Linked DNA regions of Homo sapiens: region 1 is linked to region 2. Evidence: chromatin loops called from intact Hi-C (ENCODE). Cell type or tissue: tibial artery. All regions are shown on one strand. Each heading gives the region's core, and the rest is flanking DNA. Links, peaks and the distances in the headings are about the cores only.

Region 1 (5,392 bases), core at 83-5,082, 560 kb before region 2:
AAAACATTGACCTTGGTTTTGAAAAGCACAGCTATAGAGCTGACAATGTATACCATGTGGAAAAAATGCCTTAAAATATTAAACTGCATCAATATATTTCTAAGTAAAAAAGTGAGTGTGGTGCCTCTGTGTGTGTGTGTGTGTGTGTGTGTAGGGTGATGGTGGTGGTGGTGATGGTGTGGGTGGGGAAGGGAAATGCACAATCTGCTTGACTTACCTAGGCTAGAAAAAAATTATTGGCTTGGGGTTTCAGGAAAAAACAAAATAAAAGTAAAACTGTCATCCCATTAAAGTAATTGTTGAATATTTTTTCTTAATTTATTTTTTGAAGAGCTATTAAATAGGCTGTGACACTTGTTGGTGGTAAAAAATGAGCCAGTAGCAATTATTTCCCCATGTCCTTGTTGACTTGAATAATACCAACTTTGCTTTGCTATGTACAACCTAACTGAAAATGCAGACCCAATGACTAATGTCTCGGGTGTGTCAAAATGGCATGCAGGCAGTGTTTACAACTCATCTCTCTATTTAGCATTTCTCTCTGTTTCCAGATTAATGTTAGTTTCCTCTTAACTCATCAAGCTAAGTCCTTTCACAGGGGAATACAGATTCTATTGCAATTACCTGGAAGAATCTCTACTCAAGTACTTGTTGGAAGTTCTTTGGGTGGAGTAGGGGTTTTAACAGGGAAATAAGCACTGCAAAATTATGTCCAGCTGTGTACAAATATTTATGGGAACAGCCACAGCAACTAAAATAATCGGTACAAAGAAAAACAATTACCAAACAAACATGACATTGTTTAGATGCAGCAGAATATTCCATGGCATCCCTCTCAATTCTCCATTATGGCTGTATTTATTAAATCTCAAAAAATTAGAAAAATTTCTGAAATTAGAAAGTAGTTGGCAAGAACTGGGTAGGCACTAATTATCATCATTTTCTAGAATAAGGACATTAATTAAAGAAAATATAAAGAAAGGGTTGTATTCTAGCCCAGGTACCAAAACATGACTTAGAATACTTGGCAATTAAAAATATAAGTAATAATAAAAGGCTACATTTCAGAAATTTCTGTGTAAGAATTTGTAATTTATTGATCAGTGCAGCATTGACACAAATTAGAAAGAAAGTAGTAAAATATACAAGGGGAATCATATTGATTTTATTTAAAAATATAGGTTGGAGTTCATATAGATTTACATATCTCTTAGGATAAATCTACTTCTGAGAGACTCAGAGCCCAGTGTCTAAGAACAGTGGGTTTTAACATAAATACAATACTTCATGTAGCACTCACTCAGGCTCAGCTCAGAACCACCTGCGTGTGCCCCTCCCACCAGCTTCAGGCTTCCCACAACCTTGCCCTGTGACAGCCAGTAGCCTCAGCCACTCCTGAGGGCATGCTGGGCACCCAGTGCATAGGCTTGCCCGTGGAGGTCGCCACGGAAGTCTGGACTGCTGAGGCATGTGGCTCATCTGCCGGCAGGTATTCTTTTGATCACAATGGATAGTGACTCTTCTCTTCTGCCTGAGAGTGGTTCAAAATTGAGTCTTCCAACTTCAAAATGACCAGGAAGCTTTCAGAGCCTGTTGAGGAACAGAAGAGTCCCCAGGAAGAGCTCCAGTCTACAGCTGCCAACGAGATTGACACAGAAGATGGGTGATTTCTGCATTTCCAACTGAGGTACCTGGTTCATCTCACTGGGACTGGTTGGACAGTGGGTGCAGCCCACAGAGGGCAGGGCATCGCCTCACTTGGGAAGTGCAAGGGGTCAGGGGATTTCCCTTTCCTAGCCAAGGGAAGCTGTGAGTGACTGTACCTGGAGGAGTGGTACACTCCTGCCCAAATACTGTGCTTTTCCCACAGTCTTCACAACTGCCAGACCAGGAGATCCCCTCCCATGCCTGGCTCAGTGGGTCCCATGCCCATGGAGCCTTGCTCACTGCTAGCGCAGCAGTCTGAGATTGACATGGGATGTGGGAGCTTAGCAGGTGAGGGGCGTCTGCCACTGCTGAGGCTTGAGCAGGTGGTTCTGTGGTCACAGTGTAAACAAAGTGGCAGGGAAGCTTGAACTAGGTGGAGCCCACCACAGCTCAGCAAGGTCTACTGCCGCACTAGATTCCACCTGTGGGGGCAGGGCACATATCAACAAAAGGCAGCAGACAGCATCTCCAGACTTAAACGTCCCTGCCTGACAGCTCTGAAGAGAGCTGTGGTTCTCCCAGCGTGGCGTTTGGCCTCCGATAAAGGACAGACTGCCTCCTCAAGTGGGTTCCTGACCCCGTGTAACCCAACTGGGAGACACCTCCCAGTAGGGGCTGACAGACTCCTTATACAGGCAGGTGCCCCTCTGGGATGAAGCTTCCAGAGGAAGGATCAGGCAGCAATATTTGCTATTCTGCAGCCTCCACTGGTGATACCTAAGCAAACAGGTTCTGGAGTGGACCTCCAGCAAACTCCAACAGACCTGCAGCTGAGGGACCTGTCTTTTAGAAGGAAAACTGACAAACAGAAAGGAATAGCATTAACATCAACAAAAAGGACATTCACACCACAAAACCCCATCTGTAGGTCACCAACATCAAAGACCAAAGGTAGATAAAACTACAAAGTAGGGAGAAACCAGAGCAGAAAGTCTGAAAATTCCAAAAACCAGAATGCCTCTTTTCCTCTAAAGGATCACAACTCCTCACCAGCAATGAAACAAAACTGGACAGAGAATGAGTTTGACGAGTTGACAGAAGTAGGCTTCAGAAGGTGGTAATAAAAAACTTCTGTGAGCTAAAGGAGCATGTTCTAACCCATCACAAGGAAGCTAAAAGCCTTGAAAAAAGGTTAGATGAATGGCTAACTAGAATAGTCAGTGTAGAGAAGAGCTTAAATGACCTGATGGAGCTGAAAACCACAGTATGGGAACTTCGTGAAGCATACACAAGCTTCAATAGCCAATTTGATGAAGTGGAAGAAAGGATACCAGCGATTGAAGATCAAATTAATGAAATAAAGTGAGAAGACAAGATTAGAGAAAAAAGGGTGAAAAGAAATGAACAAAGCCTCCAAGAAATATGGCACTATGTGAAAAGACCAAATCTACATTTCACTGGTGTACCTGAAAGGGATGGGGAGAATGGAACCAAGTTAGAAAACACTCTTCAGGATATTATCCAGGAGAACTTCCCCAACCTAGCAAGGCAGGCCAATTTTCAAATACAGGAAATACAGAGAACACCACAAAAATACTCCTTGAGAAGAGCAACCCCAAGACTCATAAGTGTCAGATTCACCAAGGTTGAAATGAGGAAAAAATGTTAAGGGCGGCCAGAGAGAAAGGGAAGCCCATCAGATTAACAGCGGATCTCTCGGCAGAAACCCTACAAGCCAGAAAGGGTGGGGCCAATATTCAACATTCTTAAAGAAAAGAATTTACAACTCAGAATTTTATATCCAGCCAAACTAAGCTTCATAAGTGAAGGAGAAATAAAATCCTTTACAGACAAGCAAATGATGAGAGATTTTGTCACCACCAGGCCTGCCTTATAAGAGCTCCTGAAGGAAGCACTAAACATAAATAGGAACAACCACTACCAGTCACTGCAAAAACATGCTAAATTGTAAAGACCATCTACGTTATGAAGAAACTGCATCAATTAACAGGTGAAATAACCAGTTGGCATCATAATGACAGGATCAAATTTACACGTAACAATATTAACTTTAAATGTAAATGGGCTAAATGCCCCAATTAAAAGACACAGACTGGCAAATCGAATAAAGAGTCAAGATCCATCAGTGGGCTGTATTGAGGAGACCCATCTCATGTGCAAAGACACACATAGGCTCAAAATAAAGGGATGGAGGAAGATCTACCAAGCAAATGGAAATAAAAAAAAAGCAGGGGTTGCAATCCTGGTCTCTTATAAAACAGACTTTAAACCAACAAAGATCAAAAGAGACAAAGAAGGCCATTAAAAAATGGTAAAAGGATTAATTCAACAAGAAGAGCTAACTATCCTAAATATATATGCTCCCAATACAGGAGCAGTCAGATTCATAAAGCAAGTTCTTAGAGACCTACAAAGAGACTTAGACTCCCACACAACAATAATGGGAGACTTTAACACACCACTGTCAATATTAGACAGATCAATGAGACAGAAAATTAACAAGGATATCCAGGACTTGAACTCAGTTCTGGACCAAGAAGACCTAATAGATATCTACAGAACTCTCCACCCCAAATCAACAGAATATACATTCTTCTCAGCACCACATCACACTTATTCTAAAATTGACCACGTAATTGGAAGTAAAGCACTCCTCAGCAAATATAAAAGAACAGAAATCACAACAAACTGTCTCTCAGACCACAGTGCAATCAAATTAGAACTCAGGATTAAGAATCTCACTCAAAACTGTACAACTACATGGAAACTGAACAACCTGCTCCTGAATGACTACTGGGTAAATAAAGAAATGAAGGCAGAAATAAAGATGTTCTTTGAAACCAATGAGAACAAAGACACATTTAAAGCAGTGCGTAGAGGGAAATTTATAGCACTAAATGCCCACAAGAGAAAACAGGAGAGATCTAAAATCGACACCCTAACATCACAATTAAAAGAACTGGAGAAGCAAGAGCAAACACATTCTAGCAGAAGGCAAGAAATAACTAAAATCAGAGCAGAACTGAAGGAGATACAGCCACAAAAAACCGTTCAAAAAAATCAATGAATCCAGGAGCTGGTTTTTTGAAAAGATCAACAAATTGATAGGCCACTAGCAAGACAAATAAAGAAGAAAAGAGAGGAGAATCAAATGACGCAATAAAAAATGATAAAGGGGATATCACCACCAATCCCACAGAAATACGAACTACCATCAGAGAATACCATAAATACCTCTATGCAAATAAACTAGAAAATCTAGAAGAAATGGATAAATTCCTCGACACATACACCCTCCCAAGACTAAACCAGGAAGAAGTTGAATCTCTGGATAGACCAAAAACAGGTTCTAAAATTGAGACAATAATTAATAGCCTAACCAAAAAAAGTCCAGCACCAGATGGATTCACAGCCGAATTCTACCAGAGGTACAAAGAGGAGTTGGTACCATTCCTTCTGAAACTATTCCCATCAATAGAAAAAGAGGAAATCCTCTCTAACTCATTTTATGAGGCCAGTATCATCCTGATACCAAAGCCTGGCAGAGACACAACAACAACAAAAAAATTTTAGGCCAATATCCCTGATGAACATTGATGCAAAAATCCTCAATAAAATACTGGCAAACCAAATCCAGCAGTACATTAAAAACCTTATCCACCATGATCAAGTGGGCTTCATCCCTGGGATGCAAGGCTGGTTCAACATACACAAATCAATAAAC
Region 2 (5,392 bases), core at 253-5,252:
AGTTCCATATAATATGCTTTACTATAAAAAGCTTTAATTTATAGTAAATTATTGAATGTAGAATTTTTGAAAAGCCTCTTGGTTTCCAGTTTGGGTTAAGAATTCTGCAATATTCCTGAAGTTTGCATGAGATGTCACTCCCTGATTCATTTGTAATACTTTATTTTTTAACGTTGATATGTAAAATCCTTAGTCTATCTATCTGTAATAGATTTTTGTCAGTGTGTCAGGCCCTGCTCTATGCATGATTGTGCAAGGCTTGCACTGAATAACACTATGAGGCACCATTCACAGAACAGGTACAATTATCTTGACAATTTCTAATAGATGGAAACAAAGTTGAGTAAGGCAATTAGTAAATAACACTAGTTTACTGTCATAATAAATTATTATAAAATTCTGTATTTGTGTTCATAAATAACATTTCTCTATAGTTTTCTCTAGTTATATTTTTGGGGGGGGTTATAGTGGTATTAGAAAATAAACTGGACACTTTCCCATCATTTCCCATGCCTGAAATTCTTTTAATAGTATTGAATTTTTTTACATGTTAGATAAAGTATGGCCCTTATCTAATCTATGTCTTTTTGTATTAGTGAATTTTAATCAGTTTTCTAACTTTTCTATCATTATTAGTCTATTCAAATTTCCACTTGATCTTGGATCAATTTTAGTAATTTGTACTTTCTAGAACAATCCTATATTTCCCAAAGGTTTTCAAAACTATTGCTATGGAATTCTGTGTATTAGTCTTTCAAAAATTGTGTAAGCTTTCTTGTGGTTTTAATCATATCTTCTTTCTTCATACTAGTTTTAAAAGTTATTCTTTACCTAGTGTTGTTTTCTTTATTTTCCTTAATTAGGCATATAAAGTGTTCCTTTTACTAGCCTTTGTGTAGAATCAGCTTTTGGATTTATTTACCCATTCTAATATTTTAGGGGGCTACTAAATTTATTAATTTTAATTTTAAGTTTAATTAGTCTAATCTATTTTGTTTTTATTATTTTGAATTTTTTTAAGTTAATTACTTGGTGCCCTTTAAAAATGTTCTTCTGTCATGATGAAGGCATTTAAGTTTTACACTTTTCTTCCTTTAAATACTGAGTTGTGTATAATCATTAGATTTTAATATAAATTGTTCTCATTTGTATTGCTTTCTATGTTGTATATAATTTTTCCTTTTAATTTCCTAAATGTTTCAAGTGTTGTTTAGTATTCTTAATTTTACATATAATGTACTCTGATCAAACCTACATGTTTTTCTAATAGTACTAGATTATAATACACAATGTGTGCTGCAACACCTCCATTATTTAATACTTTTTTATGTTTTATTTTTTTCAAGTAGCTATTTGAATTTGTGTAAATATTCACTGGTCTAAAAAATGCTTATTTTCATTTCAAAGGCAATGCTTTAAACAAATATAAATTGTTTGATTATTTGCCTTTGTATATCCACACTTGTATTTCAGCTTCCAGATGTATCAAATGTAGAGAAGTGAAATCATCCTACATAATTGTATTTTTGTGTATTCTCTGTGTATTTCTAACCGTTTTTACTTTTTATATTTAGCTGCAACTTTTGTGTTACAGATTTTTTACTATGATTTCTTTCAGAAAATCATATAACTATGTAATGAAATCTTGTTTAAATTCAACTTTATTTGGTATTACTGGAACTGCTGCTATTCCACTTTAAGTGCACTTCCTGATTTCTTTTTTACCAATTTCTTTATCTTCACTTTTTAAATCACATTATTATTAGTGTTTCTGTAGATGGCACCAATAATCGTTTCTAATCTAATCTTGCCATTTCTATCTTTTAATAGTACTATTCATTTACATTTAGTATGAAAAATATTTAATTTTAGTTTTTTCTTTTATTATATTAATACATTTTTACATTATGAATTGCTCAATTATTTCACCTTTTCTAGCTAATTTTAAAGTTTATTTACTTTCTCTTCCTTGCAACTTGTAATAAAAATAGCTTACTCTACTTTATATAAAAAAAAATCAAGTTTTTCCTTCACCTACTATTAAGGGCTCTTACTGCTTTCCTCCACATCCTAATAAGATGAAACCTTTAGAATTATCTTCATTTTACATCCTCCTTCCCTTCTCTCACCCATTAGATAAAATTTAGAAATAAGTTTATTAATATCACTTTATCCAACTCTAGGGTGTGAAATTTTCTTGTGTTTTATTTCTTCTATAGTAACCATACTTCATGTTACACTTTATGTTAACAAACAATCTAGCATTATCCATTTTTATTTAACCATACATTATATAAACCAAATTAGATATATCAAATTAATCATGTATTCATCTATCAGATAATTTTGGAATGCTTATTTTATGTGACTCTTCAAGCTCTGGAGTCTAGCCATGACAAAACAAACACTTTTGCTGTCATGGAGTCTGCATCCTAGTAAGCTTTTCATCATTTAGTCTACTCCTTGATTTCTCCATCTCAAATCCCATTATGGCTGATTAGTAGTAGACGGTGGTATTTAATCAAATATTTTCCTTTGATAAAATAAGTGAATGCTGTGGTTTGAATATGCCCTCCAAAGTTCATGTGTTGGAAGTTTAATCCCCAGTGTAACAATGTTGAGAGGTGGGGTGTTTAAGATGTGATTAGGTCACAGGTTTCTGCCATCATGAGTGGATTAATGCTGTTGTAATGAATGTAGATTAGTTACTGTGGGAGTGGGTTCCTAATGAAAGAATGAGTTTGGTCCCCTTTCTCTCTCACATGTGTGTGCTCTCTTGCCCTTCTGCCTTCCACCATGAGACAATGTGACAAGAAGGCTCTCATCAGATGGAGCTCCTTGATCTTTGACTTCCCAGCATGCAGGGCCATAAGCCAAATAAACATCTATTGTTTATAAATTACCCAGTCTCAGGTATTCTACTATAGCAGCACAAAATAAACTAATCCAGTGAACAATAATTTTCTTGAATTTTTTCAGTTTGCTGAATAATATCTTTGGGCAGCCTTTTTTACTCTACTGTAATGTCCCATGTTGCATATGAGAAATTAGATGCTAATCTTGCATTTTACCATTTGTAGATAACTTAAAGAGAGAAGTATACGTGTCTATACTTGTGTGTGTGTGTGTGTGTGTGTTTCTGTGTGTATGATAGAACTAAAAAAAAAAAAAAACTGTGGCTATTAGTTGGATAATGATATGGTTCAGCTCTGTCCCCACCCAAATCTCACCTTGAATTGTAATAATCCCCACATGTCAAGGGTGGGACCAGGTGGAGATAATTGAATAGTGATGTTAGTTTCCCCCATACTGTTCTCATGATAGTGAATAAGTCTCATGAGATCTGATGGCTTTATAAATGGGAGTTTTCTGCACAAGCTCTCTCTTTCCTGCCACCACGTAAGATGTCCCTTTGCTCTTCCTTCATCTTTCGCCATGATTGTGAGTCTTCCTCAGCCATGTGGATCTGTGAGTCCATTAAGATTAAGCCTCTTCCCTTTATAAATCACCCAGTCTCAGGTATATTTTTATTAGCAGCATGAGAACAGACTAATACAGATAAAAATGTGGAAGACATAAATAAAAGATGACACGCATATACTGTATATACATTTACTGTATATAGCTTAAGAAAATGGTTGATGCTGGTAAAATTTAATGAGGTAAGAACCGCAACTGGGAGAACAAAATTAGGTGGAGATGGGTCGGGCGCGGTGGCTCATGCCTGTAATCCCAGAACTCTGGGAGGCCGAGGTGGGCGGATCATGAGGTCAGGAGATGGAGACCATCCTGGCTAACACGGTGAAACCCCATCTCTACAAAAAATACAAAAAATTAGCCGGATGTGGTGGCACGCACCTGTAATCCCAGCTACTCGGGCGGCTGGGGCAGGAGCATCGCTTGAACCTGGGAGGTGGAGGTTGCGTGAGCCGAGATCGCGCCGCTGCTCTCCAGCCTGGGCGACAGAGCGAGACTCTGTCTCAAAAAAATAAATAAATAAAATAAAAATTTAAAAAAATAAAATTAGGTAGAGATGATGAATTTAAATCAGAATTCTGGGATCAAACCATGAAGAGACTGAGGTTAAAAACAGGAGAATTTTCAATGTTCTCTTTCACTGGTAATTGTTCTAATTACTGCGAAGAGATAGGAAACACTACGGAGAAGCTGGGCGCAGTGGCTTATGCCTGTAATCTCAGCACTTTGGGAGGCCAAGGCGGGCGGATCACCTGAGGTCGGGAGTTCAAGACCAGCCTGACCAACATAGAGAAACCCCGTCTCTAGTAAAAATTAAAAAAAAAAAATTTAGGCCAGGTGTGGTGGCACATGCACATTCCTGTAATCACAGCTCTACGGGAGGCTGAGGATGCAGTGAGCCGAGATCGCGCCATTGCACTCCAGCCTGGCCAACAAGAGAGAAACTCCGTGTCAAAAAAAAAAAAAAAAGAAAGAAAGAAAGAAAGAAAGAAAGAAAGAATGAAGGAAAACACTATGGAGAGACTCTCCTAGAGAAGCCAGAAATGTCTTAGGACTGTTTTGCCAACAGAAAGATATATGCTAAGTTTTAGGGGGTATAAGTTTTAAAATTAAGAAATATAAAACTTGCTATGCAAATTTCTGAGTTTTGGTTTCCTTATGTCAAATAGTTGTAATCAATGCACTGAATATGGGTTCACAAGTCAAGAAGGAATTCTTCCCACCGAAGTAGTATGTACAGTAGTTAAGCAAATAAACTCTAGAGCCAGGCTACTGTGGTTTGGATGAAAGTTTTCCTCTATAATACTTCTGTGGTATTGGCTGAGCTAATATTCTACTTAAATATTCTTATCTGAAAAAGTATATTAAATCCAACCTCACAGAATTTTAGCAATAATTATGTGAATTAAGTGAATTAATAACTGTATAATTCTTATGAAAATAAGAAATTGGAATTTTTTGTTTGTATTTGGACATCAACTACTGCAGAATGTGTTTCCACATTAAATGTATTTACTTGTCCTGATTGTAGCGCTTTAGCATGAACTAGCAGATTAAGCATTGTTTTCAGGTTTTCACATATATTATTTGCTAGCACAGGTACATAGGATAATAACAAATAAATCCAAGATTACTCTAATGTTTCTGTTTGTGGTATGAGACCACTAATGTTGACGAACATACATAACATTCATTAATGTTTAACATGTCATCATAGTAGGACATAGTGTTGCTTTGTATCAAAAGTATTAATTTCTGAAACAAAACACTTGATGCCAAAAAAAGTCAAAGCCAGTAGATCTCCTCATGGAGCAAATATATAGAAATAATAAAAAAGATGTAATAATAACCACCATTATCCCCCAAACATGTGGACATTTCAAGATCAGAAATCCCTGAGAAACAAACAAGAAAG

The links. Peaks named below come from ENCODE experiments on the same cell type or tissue, not always from the same donor. Only the 100,000 strongest peaks of a DNase experiment are listed, where the experiment ranks them.
Region 1: a loop joins it to region 2, with 10 times the contacts of the local background. A loop is called at or near these places in 2 of 110 quality-filtered maps.

Annotation. Positions count from the first base shown.
Region 1 is chr6:80,610,531-80,615,922 of GRCh38, forward strand. The region is part of intron 2 of LOC112267962 (a long non-coding RNA gene); the gene reads left to right. Among named protein-coding and RNA genes, the nearest start is that of BCKDHB, 510 kb to the left of the region's middle. In tibial artery, for the core only: no CTCF peak of the experiment used is centred there; no DNase peak of the experiment used is centred there.
Region 2 is chr6:81,174,632-81,180,023 of GRCh38, forward strand. No RefSeq gene overlaps it. Among named protein-coding and RNA genes, the nearest start is that of TENT5A, 580 kb to the right of the region's middle. In tibial artery, for the core only: no CTCF peak of the experiment used is centred there; no DNase peak of the experiment used is centred there; H3K27ac peaks cover 668 bases.